4 separate regions of the Homo sapiens genome follow, and all the other regions are linked to region 2. A link is a contact called in ENCODE Hi-C or POLR2A ChIA-PET data. All regions are on one chromosome and are shown on one strand. Each heading gives the region's core, a stretch centred on a gene start or an enhancer-like site at or near the end of the contact. The rest is flanking DNA. Distances are from core to core; before and after follow the strand shown.

Region 1 (2,726 bases), core at 13-2,512, 170 kb before region 2:
TGAGCCCGGTGCATTCAGAGGAGAATGAAGCCTTCACCCAGAACACACTCTGGGAAGATGTCCCAGGCCCAGGGGGAGGGTTTGTACTACCAGACCTAAGTCACCTAAACTGACACCAAGTCTCATCCATCCCAACCATTCCATTCCGGGTCAGAGGGGTCATCGATTTAACCAGCAAGGCTGCCCATCCAACGGTTGCTCCCTCTGCTCCCTGGAAGGGCCTCCTCGTGGGCGTTCTGTACCTACAGGTCTTGTTCCGTTCTGGGAACTGCCAGTGGTGGCAAGAGGTGGAGCAACGGGTGCCAGGGCAGGGAGAGGTGAGTCTGGGAGGGAAGCAGAGGCAAGATCCATGGGGCTTTAGAGACTTTGCCAAAGCAGTGCGACTGCTCCCAGGTTGTTGTCAGCCGTCAAGAGTGAGTGCACCTCCCTGGGCAGACTTCTGCTGCCCCAGTGCCCAGGAATAGGCAGGGGTTTGCCGCAAAATGAATGACACCTGGCAGACAATAAGCTGAAGCTTTCATTAGCAGCTTAAGCTGAGGACTATCTATGCAACCGATACTCCCTGTGTGCTCCCCGGGACTGCTTAATGTGAGCCCTTGTGGAGCGATTGGCACCAAGAAAGCAAGGACTAAGTCAGAAGTTCAAGTCCCAGCCTTGCCACAGCCTCAGGGTGCCCTCGAGCACAGCAAGCCTCAGTTTTCCCATCTGTACAATGAGAGAGGTACACAAGGTAGACTCGAAGGCTCTTTGTTGCCAGGGCCCTGTGTTCCTTTGAGTGTATGTGCTTCTCAGGCCCACAGAGGTCCTTTGTGTTTCGTATGTGAACTGCTCTCTAGGAAACCCATGTAACTGTCTGTGTCCTGGGGCACATACATGAGGACTCATGTGGGCCGTATTGTGTGTTTGTGCCGGGGGGAGGGGAGACCCCAGAACAATGTCCCCCACCCCACCCCCCTCCTCAATAGGCGGAAGCCACTGGCTTCCTCCCTTTCCTGCCTCCTGCCTCCTTTGTGCCAGCAAGACTGAGTACTGGAGAGAGACAGGGGATGGGAAAAATCAGTCCAGCTGTCCCCAGGTCTGCCCTTACCATAACCTTCCCCCCACCTCAAGTGACTCCTCCCAGGCCACACCCATCCCCAGCCTTGTGGGGGCCAGATTGGGGGGCCTAGAGGCTCAAAGGCAGAATGAGTCCTCCCACCCCCTACCCTGCCACCCCTCCCACCCAAGCCACCTCATTTCCTCTTCCTCCCCAGCACCGACCCACACTGACCAACACAGGCTGAGCAGTCAGGCCCACAGCATCTGACCCCAGGCCCAGCTCGTCCTGGCTGGCCTGGGTCGGCCTCTGGAGTATGGTCTGGCGGGTGCCCCCTTTCTTGCTCCCCATCCTCTTCTTGGCTTCTCATGTGGGTAAGTCTCCCCTGAGTCCCTCACCCCATTTCTAGGCCCCGAGGCCCTGATTTCTACCCAAGAAACCCTATTTTATCATAGAGACAGAAAGTAGGATGATGGTTGCCATGGGCTGCAGGGAGGAAGAAATGGGGAGTTTTGTTTAAAAGGTACAGCGTTTTTACAAGATTTTTACTTGGTTTTACAAGATTAAAAGAGTTATAAACATGGGGCCGGGTGCGGTGGTTCATACCTGTAATCCCAGCACTTTGGATGGCTGAGATGGGAGGATCAATTGAGGCCAGGAGTTCAAGACCAGACTGGTCAACATAGTGAGACCCCGTCTCCATTGTGTTTAGACTTTCGTCTTTTTCAAAAAAAAAAAAAAAGGATGGATGGTGGTGATGGTGGGACAACACTAGGAATGTATTTAATCACATTGGGTTATATGCTGCTTACAAATGGTTAAGATGGCAAAATTTGCCGGGTGTGGTGGCTCACGCCTGTAATCCCGGCACTTTGGGAGGCCGAGCGGGTGGATCACAGGGTCAGGAGATCGAGACCAGCCTGGCAAACATGGTGAAACCCCATCTCTACTAAAAATACAAAAATTAGCCGGGCGTGGTGGCAGGAGCCTGTAATCCCAGCTACTTGGGAGGCTGAGGCAAGAGAATCGCTTGAATCTGGGAGGCAGAGGTTGCAGTGAGCTGAGATCGCGCCACTGCACTCCAGCCTGGGCGACAGAGCAAGACTCATCTAAAAAGAAAAAAAGATGGTAAAATTTATTTTATATGCATTTCACCACAACAAAAAATTTTGGAAAACAAGCCCTATCATCACTGCCATCACTTTGATCCACTAGAAAGTGAGATCAAGGCCAGGAAAACACAGGCAAGTGCTAGAAATCACTGCAACCTGGGATCAGGGGAGGAGTGAGGAGTAGCCGCTGACTGTGTTGGATCTGAGGATCTGTGGAGGGCCATTTTCAGGGGGTGTTCATAGGGTAATTGTGTTGGATTCACTCAGTTGTTCACTGGACAAACATTTATTGAGCACCAACAATATTCCAGGAGTTGTGCTAAGTGCTGGGCCATTAGTTGAGAGGCTGGCAACACCTAGTCTGTACAATGAGATTAAATGATGCCAGCCTCCTATGGTTGTTATGGGGTTTAAATGAGAAAATGATGCAGAGCAGTTGGCACAGTGCACTGTGCTTGGTAAGGATTTCTGAGTAGGTGGCAGCTGATTCCTTCAGTCTGCTGGTCAGCCGATTAGAACACAGAGGCTGCCTTTGAGTGGTTCATGGTCTAGTGCAGAACACAGGACAGGGGAAGAGG
Region 2 (2,762 bases), core at 225-2,724:
CTGAGGATCTTTTTAAATGCAGAGTCTGGTTTGATAAGTCTAGGGTGGGGTCGAAGGTTCTGCATTTTCTGATGCAGGTGATGCCAGTGCCTCTGATCTGGGACAACAGCTCTGAGTAGTAATGCTGTAGAGGAAGGTGTCTGAAGACTCAGGAACATGAGGATCTAATGGATCTATTAAGTCAGGGAGTGGGGGGGTCTCAAATTTTAGTGCAAATCAGAATCACCTGGAAGCCTTATTAAAACACAGATTTCTGGGTCTCACCCCTACAGTTTCTGATTCTATAGATCTGAGGTTAGGCCCAAGAATTTGCGTTTCTAACAAGTTCTCAGATGATGCTGATGCTGTTGGTCCAGGGACCACACCTAGAGAAGTGGCTGTCTACCATCCTCCCAATCCACTCCCTGACCTTTCCCTTGACTACCCTGACTGTCCACCTAGGCGGGGTTTTGCACGTCTTTAAGAGTACAGCTAGCTTTTTCTGGAGCAGGCCTTCTACTTTGTTATGGGCCTGAAGGTAATAAGAGGTAAGGGAGGGGACCTGAGGAGAGTTAGCATTAGCATATGGGGCAACTGCCCTGGGAACAATGATTGTAAGGCTTTTATGCAGAGGAGAGATAGCTCCTTCAGCCAGAATAAAAGGTTTAGAGGAGAACAGAGGTTCAAAAGTCTCAGCCCAATCAGGCCTGCCTTTCAGGCATCCTGTATCCCCTTCCTGTATCTGAGAGTCCTCCCCGAGAACCTTGCCTTGGCATAAAAGACTTGGCCGCGTTATGCATTTAATTGCTGCTGCAAATCTACAACTTTAACAGTCAGACCATAGACTTAGTTCTTAGCCATATTTACCCTTCAATTACCGGAAATAAGGAACCCCTCAGGGCCACCATGGAGGCATTCTGGTTTTCCATGCGTCTTTTTAATTGTATTTCCATAGCCTTGATTTTCTCTTTTTCCCTATATAAATTTCTTAGGATAGTAAAAAGAATCCAGTTGTTTCTACTATTTTTTAATCACTGTTGTTGCCATAGCAATTAAGTGCCGGCGCTACTTGATCTCTTAATGCCTTGCCCATCACCTGCATTCCCTCCCATGCTCCCACCATTGATAATGTGGGTAATGATGATGTCACCACATGCCATGGATTACTCACTTCCTCATTCTTCCCCAGCAAGGTTATCGCTGTGTTCCTCAAATACATGAGCAACGGAATTCCAGAATCCCATTTTGAGGAACTATTTTCTGATTTCACAATGGCTATGTCAGTCTGAGTTCAAATAGGAAACAGATGGCACACTGAAATTAGTATAATTCAAGGAGGCTTTTATGAAGGGGCCATTTATGAAGGTTTGGACAGGGTATCAGGGACTCACAAAGGATAATGTAATCATCCAGAACTAATAACAGCAGAATTACTGACATCCCTAGGCCTGAAGGGATGAAGACAGGGAATGGTTTCTGGAATCCAGAAGGAAATTCCTGCAGAGTGAGCCATGTGGAGAGCAGTAGTGACTTGTGGTCAAAGGACACAGCCAGCTCAGGACGTGTAAGGGAGCTCTGTGGCTGGGTATCTGCATTGGCTGAACCCAACACAAAGCCAGAAGGCAAGGACTCCACTGGCATAGACCATGAGGGGGCTCTCCTAGGAAAGCGAAGGGGGAGGAAGCGTGGAGAGTGGATTTGGCCTGGTGAATGTTCCCCTAAACTTTTTCCGATACTGTTACTGTTTATTTTTCTTCACATTTAAATCTATCGTCTTGCTCTTTGTTTTCTATTTGTCTCATCTGGTTTTTGTTCCTTTATTTCTCTGTCCTTGCCTTCTTCAGGACTAATTACTTTTATTATTCTATTTTTTTCCTCTATTACCTTGTTAGTTTTATTAATACATTCTTTTTTTATTCTTCTAGTGGTTACTATAGAGATTAAAATATCTCCTTACATCACTATGAACTCATGTTTAGTTTAATATAGACACAGATAATTACATCCAGAAATATGTTTATATATCACACATACATATATACATAGGCACATACATCATACATACTTGTATATGACATGCACGTATATATATACATGTGTGTGTACACAGGCTAGTGTACACACATATCTTCCCTTACTCTGTCAGCTGAGAAGGCCTAGGAGCAAAGAACACCCCTAGCATCCAGTTCTAATGCCATTCTCATAACAGAAACCGGGGCTCCTCAGAGAAATGGATGGCTCAAATTGAAACAGAAAATATACAGGAGGACCCTGAATCATATTGTAGTACCGGAAAGTAAAGGAGTGTTAAAAAATGTTGAGAGTATGCCAAAAGGACACAGGAGTCAAATCAAAGAGCTCCCAATGGTCAACGCTGAAAATTTTTAAGCAAAAAAAAAAAAAAATAAGTAAAATAGTACTGGATTATAACTCAAAGTATAAAATAAATATCCAAGACTCCAGACTGATATAAATGAATGACTAAATATGTAAATAAATGGGAGAGGAGAAATCTCCCTTGCACCACGATTCCAAATAATTTATGTAGATACTCTGCCCTTGAAAAGGAGGGAAAGAATAATACCCCACTCCTTAATTATGGGGTGTACATAGTGACTTCCTTCCAAAGAGTACACTATTGAAAGGTGAAATAAAATAATTTTACAGTGGAGAAACCTGACAAACACTACCTCTGCCAGGGGATCAAGGTCAACATCAATGGCGATAGGTCATGTGGATAGTGTGTTCTTCTTGATAGGATGTGATGCAAATGACACTTTACC
Region 3 (2,700 bases), core at 71-2,570, 230 kb before region 2:
CCCTTCTCTTCTCTGCTCAATACGGAGGTCGGAAAGACCTGCCAGGGTCATCAGTCAGTTCCAAAGGCCAAAGGCAGTCCTGGACAGCTTGGCAGAGCCCCTTTGCTTAGAAAGCTTTTTACATAAACAGTTTCACATCCCCCAAGACTTGGCACGTTGGTGGACCCCAGGTCAGATTTCCTCTGCAGCTGTGTAGACCTGGGTGGGGGTCTGGAGGATTGGAGGGGATTTTGGAAGTCAAACTGACAAGGGAGAGATCAGGAAGAGAAGGCTCGGCAAACCCATTGCATTCACATTTTTAATCCACAAAGCCATCCAAAGCAAAAACGGTCGACCTCAATGTGACCTCGGGACCCCTCGGAACACAGGCCACCCCAGAAAACATTTTGCAGGTAGCCCAACTTATACTTATTGGGAGTGTCCTTGGCCATCATACTATGTGAGATATTGGAATGGAGGTGACATAAATGTGAGGGGGGACAGCAGAGCCTGGAAAGCAGTAGTCACGGAGGAGCAGGGCTCTCTGGATGGAGGCACGACAGGGTTCAGACACCAGCTCTACCACTGAGATACGGCCTCAGTTTCCTCACAAGGTTGGTGTAAGGATGAACTGAGGGACTGTATGCATGCTGTTTGATACATTTGCAGTGATCCAATCAACCCTTGCAATTGTGGTTACTCTTATTATCGTTATCATCAAGCTCTTCCTGCCTTAGGTTCTGCTTGCCGCCTCCTGGCTCTGGGCCTGGAACACTCTTCTCCTCTGTCTCCCCTGGGGTTGCACACTGTCACACTGGGTTGGGCAGGGGCCCAACCATGCTTCAGCCTCTCATGGCAGCTCTGCAGTGGAGCCAAGCGGGACCTCCCATGCCTGGCACAGTGACCAGTATAAGCTTTCAGGAACTGGTTCTTAGATTACTTTTCTTACATGAATACGTGAATGAATGAATGAATGAATGAACAGAACAAGAGAGTCAGGCTGCACTGAGTGGTGGGCCTCAATCATACTCCAAAAAGGATCAAGCCCTGGAGACCCATTTAGGTAAGGGAGCATCATGAAGATGTCAGAGGTTGGCAGGGGGGTCAGGAACAGGCATTCACACCAACAGGTACCAGGAGCCAGAAATCCCAATCACAGTGACAGGGCTGTAGAGGGTGGAGGGGGTGGGGAGAAGCCAGGGCAGGGCTCCACTTGCCGGGGGGCCTTTACAGCAGAACAAGGGAGAACACTGAGAGCTGGTGACAAACCAGCAGGAAGGATGAACATCAGAATCAACTCAGACACAAAATCAATAGGACTCAGTGACAGAATGGATGGAGATGACCAAAAAGAGGAAGCAGCTAAAGATGCAAACTGTGAGAGAACTCGAATTGTGCTTTCAGTTTCTAGTGCTTATTCTGATGATTGTTATTGAGTTATTTAATGAGGATCAGGAGAAGTGAAGCTTAGCGAGGCCTACTGAAGGGAGAAATGGAGAGAGACCTCAAGCAAGCAAGCTTCCCCCTGTGGCTCTAAGACCTTCCCTTCTGTTCTGGTCTCTTTCACCTGTCCCTTATCCCTTGGTCTGTAACTTCCTTATTAGTAAGAATCTCATCTTATTCGGTTTGGTATCCACTGCATTAGTTATACATTTTCTCATCCATTTCACAAATATTTAATGAGCACCTCTAACATGCAAGGCAGGGTCCAAGGTCCATAACCCAATAAATATGTATTGAATTGATCATGTCATGATATAAAGTCTGCAAGGAGAAGGTCCATGGGAGGATCTAGCAGAGTTTTACCAGGCAGCATCTGGAAAGGAAATGCGGGAAACCTATCACTGTTATGAGACAATTTGGAACTGTAATGTTCCCCACCCTCCCTCCCAAACTGGGGAGACCGAAGAATGACAAGTCCAGCTTGGTGAGTAGATGAGTTTATTTAGGTCTTCCATGTGGGGCACTCCTGGGCAGCAGCAGGACAGCTCTAGAGACCTGCTTTGCCTCACATCGCTAAGCTGCTTTTAAGCTAATTTTCTGGCTCTTCACCTACTGTGTATGTGCCATGGGACTGTTTTCCTTAGTAGGTTTTCAGATATCTTCTAGGATGTTTGGATTCTCAGGGACACCTGCTCCACAGCTGGGCACCATGGCCTTGACTAACTGCCTGGCCTTGAGGGTTCAGACAGTGAACATACACCCTTAAGTAACCTGGTGGGGGACCCATCACACTACAATCAGCAAGGCCTGGGTTGGTTCAAAGGGTAAAGCATTCGATGGAGAAAACATCTGATTCAGAAACACAAGTACAAATCCTAGCATGAAGAATGAGGGGTTGACAATGAGGACTGGGCATTTCATCCGAGACAGAGAGATTTCATTACTATAAAGGAATACCTGAGGCTGGGTAATTTATAAAGAAGAGAGGTTTATTTGGCTCACAGTTCTGAGGGCTGTACAGGAAGCATGGCACCAGCATTGCTTCTGGTCAAGACCTCAGGAAGCTTTCACTCATGATGGAAGGCAAAAGAGGAGCAGGCGTGTCACATGGCGAAAGAGAGAGTAGGAGAGGAGAAGGGGCCGGTCTCGCTCTGTCGCCCAGGCTGGAGTGCAGTGGCACGATCTCGGCTCACTGCAAGCTCCGCCTCCTGGGTTCATGCCATTCTCCTGCCTCAGCCTCCCAAGTAGCTGGGAGTACAGGCACCCGCCACCACGCCC
Region 4 (2,700 bases), core at 129-2,628, 180 kb after region 2:
GGCATAAATCATGATTGGTCCATAGCATTCTATGAAATATGTTCTTTTTGCCAACATTCATTAACTCTCATCTTTACAAAATTTGCAAGGCATTATTTTTTCCATTTTATTGATGTGAACTCCCAGGCTCAGAGAAGTTACTAGTTTTGAACACAGGCCTGACTCCATATAGCTCTTTCCAGGGCACTACCCCATTATTCATCCATGGTAATTCTGTATATTTTTTTATGACTCTGGTTGTGGGTATTTTACTTTCCTACTTGACCTTCCCCACTACCCTTGACAATCTGGGAATTCCTTAAGGCGACTCACTACCCCTCAGGAACCGCTCCTAATGACTTCTAGGAAGCCCCCTCGCCCTCCAGAAGTGCCTCTTCTGATTCCCAGGATGCCCCCCTCTCCGCCCCAAGAGCTGCTCCTAATGATCCCCCAAATCCCCGCTCACTGAGGAACTGCTTTTTTTTTTTTTTTTTTTTTTTTAGACGGAGTTTCACTCTTGTTGCCCAGGTTGGAGTGCAATGGCGCGATCTCGGCCCACCGCAACCTCCGCCTCCCGGGTTCAAGCGATTCTCCTGCCTCAACCTCCGGAGTAGCTGGGACTACAGGCATGCAACACCACGCCCGGCTAATTTTGTATTTTTTTTTTGAGTAGAGACGGGGTTTCTCCATGTTGGTCAGGCGGTCTCAAACTGCCGACTTCAGGTGACCCGCCCGCCTCGGCCTCCCAAAGTGCTGGGATTACAGGCGTGAGGGACCACGCCCGGCCAGGAATTGCTTTTTAATGACCCTAAGGAGAGCCTCCCTCATGGTCTGTCCTAATGACCCTCAGGGCAGCTTCCCTTCCCTGTTCAGGCTTGACAGCGAATGAGGGGTTTCCAAGGCCACGGGATTTTGTTTTGAAAACCGAGACACCCAGGACAAACCGGGACAAGACGGTCATCTTTTCAGCACTCCCTGAGCTCGGAAGCTGCCCCTAAGGGCCCCGACACATTTCCACGTTAGGCAAAGAGGATACTCATCCCAAGAAAACTTTGGCCTATCCTTTCGTTAGCGACATCCTATAGTAACCTCACCGCCCTTACCCATCTACCGGACCGGCCCACTTCCAGGTACTAGCTTCTTTCAACCCTGATTAGTTATGGGTGACCAGGAGCCCGCCTATGATTGGCCAGCTTCGCGATCCAGCTAGAGGCTCACTGGCCGCGGTCCCTAGTGGTACAGCGTTTCCTCCCGGCAACAGCCCGAGCCGGCGCTCATAGGCTGAGCACACTGAGGTCGGGACTGGGAGGTGGCTGCGGCGCGTGCTCATTGGCTGGTGTATGGCTTGCAGCCACCCTTGAATTGGTTGACTCTGTACGGCTGCGCAGATGCCGACTTTAGAGGAGGCGGAGTTTCGGCCTTCGCCTGCTGGAAAAGCAGTAGGATCGGCCAGTGGCGACAGCAGGAGCTGAGCCTAAGCCCTGGCGGGGCTTTGGGCTGTAGGTGAGAACTATAGGGTTTTGGAATTCTCGAGGATCATTGCCGCTGTAGCAGTGACCGTGAGTTTTGGTGGGGGAGGGGCGGTGGGGGTGGGTCTTCCAGCGGTGAGTGATCGGCATGTTTCTCGGCCAATAGGAGAAGGAGCTTCCAGAATGGGTTCTGAGATTGGTCCTTTCCAATCTTCAAGGCCAATGGACCTCGGGAGAGGGGGGCGGGTCATCTGGGCCTTATTTTCTTCTTCCTGCGGCCGAGCTTCACTCGCCAAGGCGGCGGGGCCGGGAGGGGCCGAACCTGTGCGCGGTGAGGTTCGGGGACGGTGGGGAGCAGGGTGCGCTGCCTTTGGAGTGATGCTCGCGGGAGCGGCTGCGAGGGAAGGGTGCGGGAGTCCGAGGGGGTTGTTAGCAACAGCTAGCTTTATTGAGTGGGTAAGTACCGGGCCTAGTGCTTAGTGCTTCGCTTGCATCATCTGAGCTAATCACAGCGACCCTGCAGGGCAGGGGGTTGGGATCCCCATTTTACAGGTGGAGAAACTGAGACTCAAGTCAGCTCACACAGCCAAGGTCACATAGCTAATAAACGGCAGAGACCGGATCTGTATTCAGAGTTTTGACTTCGGAGCCGGTGTTCTTGAATCTCTAGGCTTTGTTACTGATTGGGAGGGAAGGTGTCATGAAACGGGAGCTTTCCCCAGGGAACAGATTTGGGGGAAGGGAATCCTAGGGTTGAAGAAGGGATGAACAATTGAGGTGAGGGTGAGGAAATCAGTTTTTCAACAGTTACCGATTGCCTACTCTGTGCCATGCATTGTTCTAGGCATACAAAGATGAATAGGGGCAGAGGCTGATGAAGCCCATTAGGGCCCCTTTGAAGGCCCGGGGAAGGGCCCCAACATTGTATTCACATGATTGTATGTTTTTATAAAATGTGCAAAAGTAAGATATTTTGGATTCATTTTTCTTTTTAAGAGGGTCTTCAAAATTAAATAAACTTCGGGTTTCTCCACACTTGGAGCTGCCCTTGCAGAGGACTTAGTCCAGGTGGAGATGAGTATGTAAGCAGTATAGAGCAGTGGAAGGTGCACTTAAGAGTGGGCTGTGGGCAAATTTCCTGGTATGTAAAACAGGGAGAACAGTATACCTGCCATGCAAAGTTTCTGCCAGGTTCATGAAAAGCGCCTGTTTAGAAACACGCCTTATTTTTGATAGGAAGCCTAGGAGATAC

Evidence for each region. A loop is a pair of places that touch in the nucleus more often than their neighbours do. ChIA-PET counts read pairs that join two places held with the same protein, here RNA polymerase II (POLR2A). Pooled maps may share reads with other maps.
Region 1: a loop to region 2 is called in a map of endothelial cell of umbilical vein, with 2.7 times the contacts of the local background. The contact joins the promoter of TIE1 here to the enhancer-like site in region 2. A Hi-C loop is called at or near these places in 1 of 168 maps with a recorded cell type or tissue (endothelial cell of umbilical vein) and 1 of 50 pooled maps. POLR2A ChIA-PET finds 5 or more read pairs at or near these places in 2 of 52 experiments (Caco-2 and WTC11).
Region 3: a loop to region 2 is called in a map of endothelial cell of umbilical vein, with 11 times the contacts of the local background. The contact joins two enhancer-like sites. A Hi-C loop is called at or near these places in 1 of 168 maps with a recorded cell type or tissue (endothelial cell of umbilical vein) and 3 of 50 pooled maps. POLR2A ChIA-PET finds 5 or more read pairs at or near these places in 2 of 52 experiments (OCI-LY7 and Panc1).
Region 4: a loop to region 2 is called in a map of endothelial cell of umbilical vein, with 14 times the contacts of the local background. The contact joins the promoter of KDM4A here to the enhancer-like site in region 2. A Hi-C loop is called at or near these places in 1 of 168 maps with a recorded cell type or tissue (endothelial cell of umbilical vein) and 1 of 50 pooled maps. POLR2A ChIA-PET finds 5 or more read pairs at or near these places in 3 of 52 experiments (BJ, WTC11 and activated naive CD4-positive, alpha-beta T cell).

Annotation. Positions count from the first base shown.
Region 1 is chr1:43,299,720-43,302,445 of GRCh38, forward strand. It overlaps TIE1 (tyrosine kinase with immunoglobulin like and EGF like domains 1), which reads left to right and starts at 1,263. Exons shown (of 23, transcript NM_005424.5): 1 at 1,263-1,410. The coding sequence starts at 1,353. RefSeq lists a silencer at 1,103-1,202 and an enhancer at 1,233-1,322.
Region 2 is chr1:43,471,502-43,474,263 of GRCh38, forward strand. No RefSeq gene overlaps it. Among named protein-coding and RNA genes, the nearest start is that of HYI, 19 kb to the left of the region's middle. RefSeq lists an enhancer at 313-1,512. Within about 2 kb of position 1,475, at least 8 of the 41 ENCODE cell types and tissues checked have a DNase peak (open chromatin) inside an H3K27ac peak, as active enhancers do; they include endothelial cell of umbilical vein, where a contact is called at or near this core.
Region 3 is chr1:43,238,296-43,240,995 of GRCh38, forward strand. The region is part of intron 21 of CFAP57 (cilia and flagella associated protein 57); the gene reads left to right. All of the region lies in intron 1 of LOC105378685 (a long non-coding RNA gene), which reads right to left. The region is part of intron 1 of LOC124904164 (a long non-coding RNA gene); the gene reads right to left. Among named protein-coding and RNA genes, the nearest start is that of TMEM125, 30 kb to the right of the region's middle. Within about 2 kb of position 1,321, at least 9 of the 41 ENCODE cell types and tissues checked have a DNase peak (open chromatin) inside an H3K27ac peak, as active enhancers do.
Region 4 is chr1:43,648,771-43,651,470 of GRCh38, forward strand. It overlaps KDM4A (lysine demethylase 4A), which reads left to right and starts at 1,379. Exons shown (of 22, transcript NM_014663.3): 1 at 1,379-1,482. RefSeq lists a silencer at 1,146-1,265.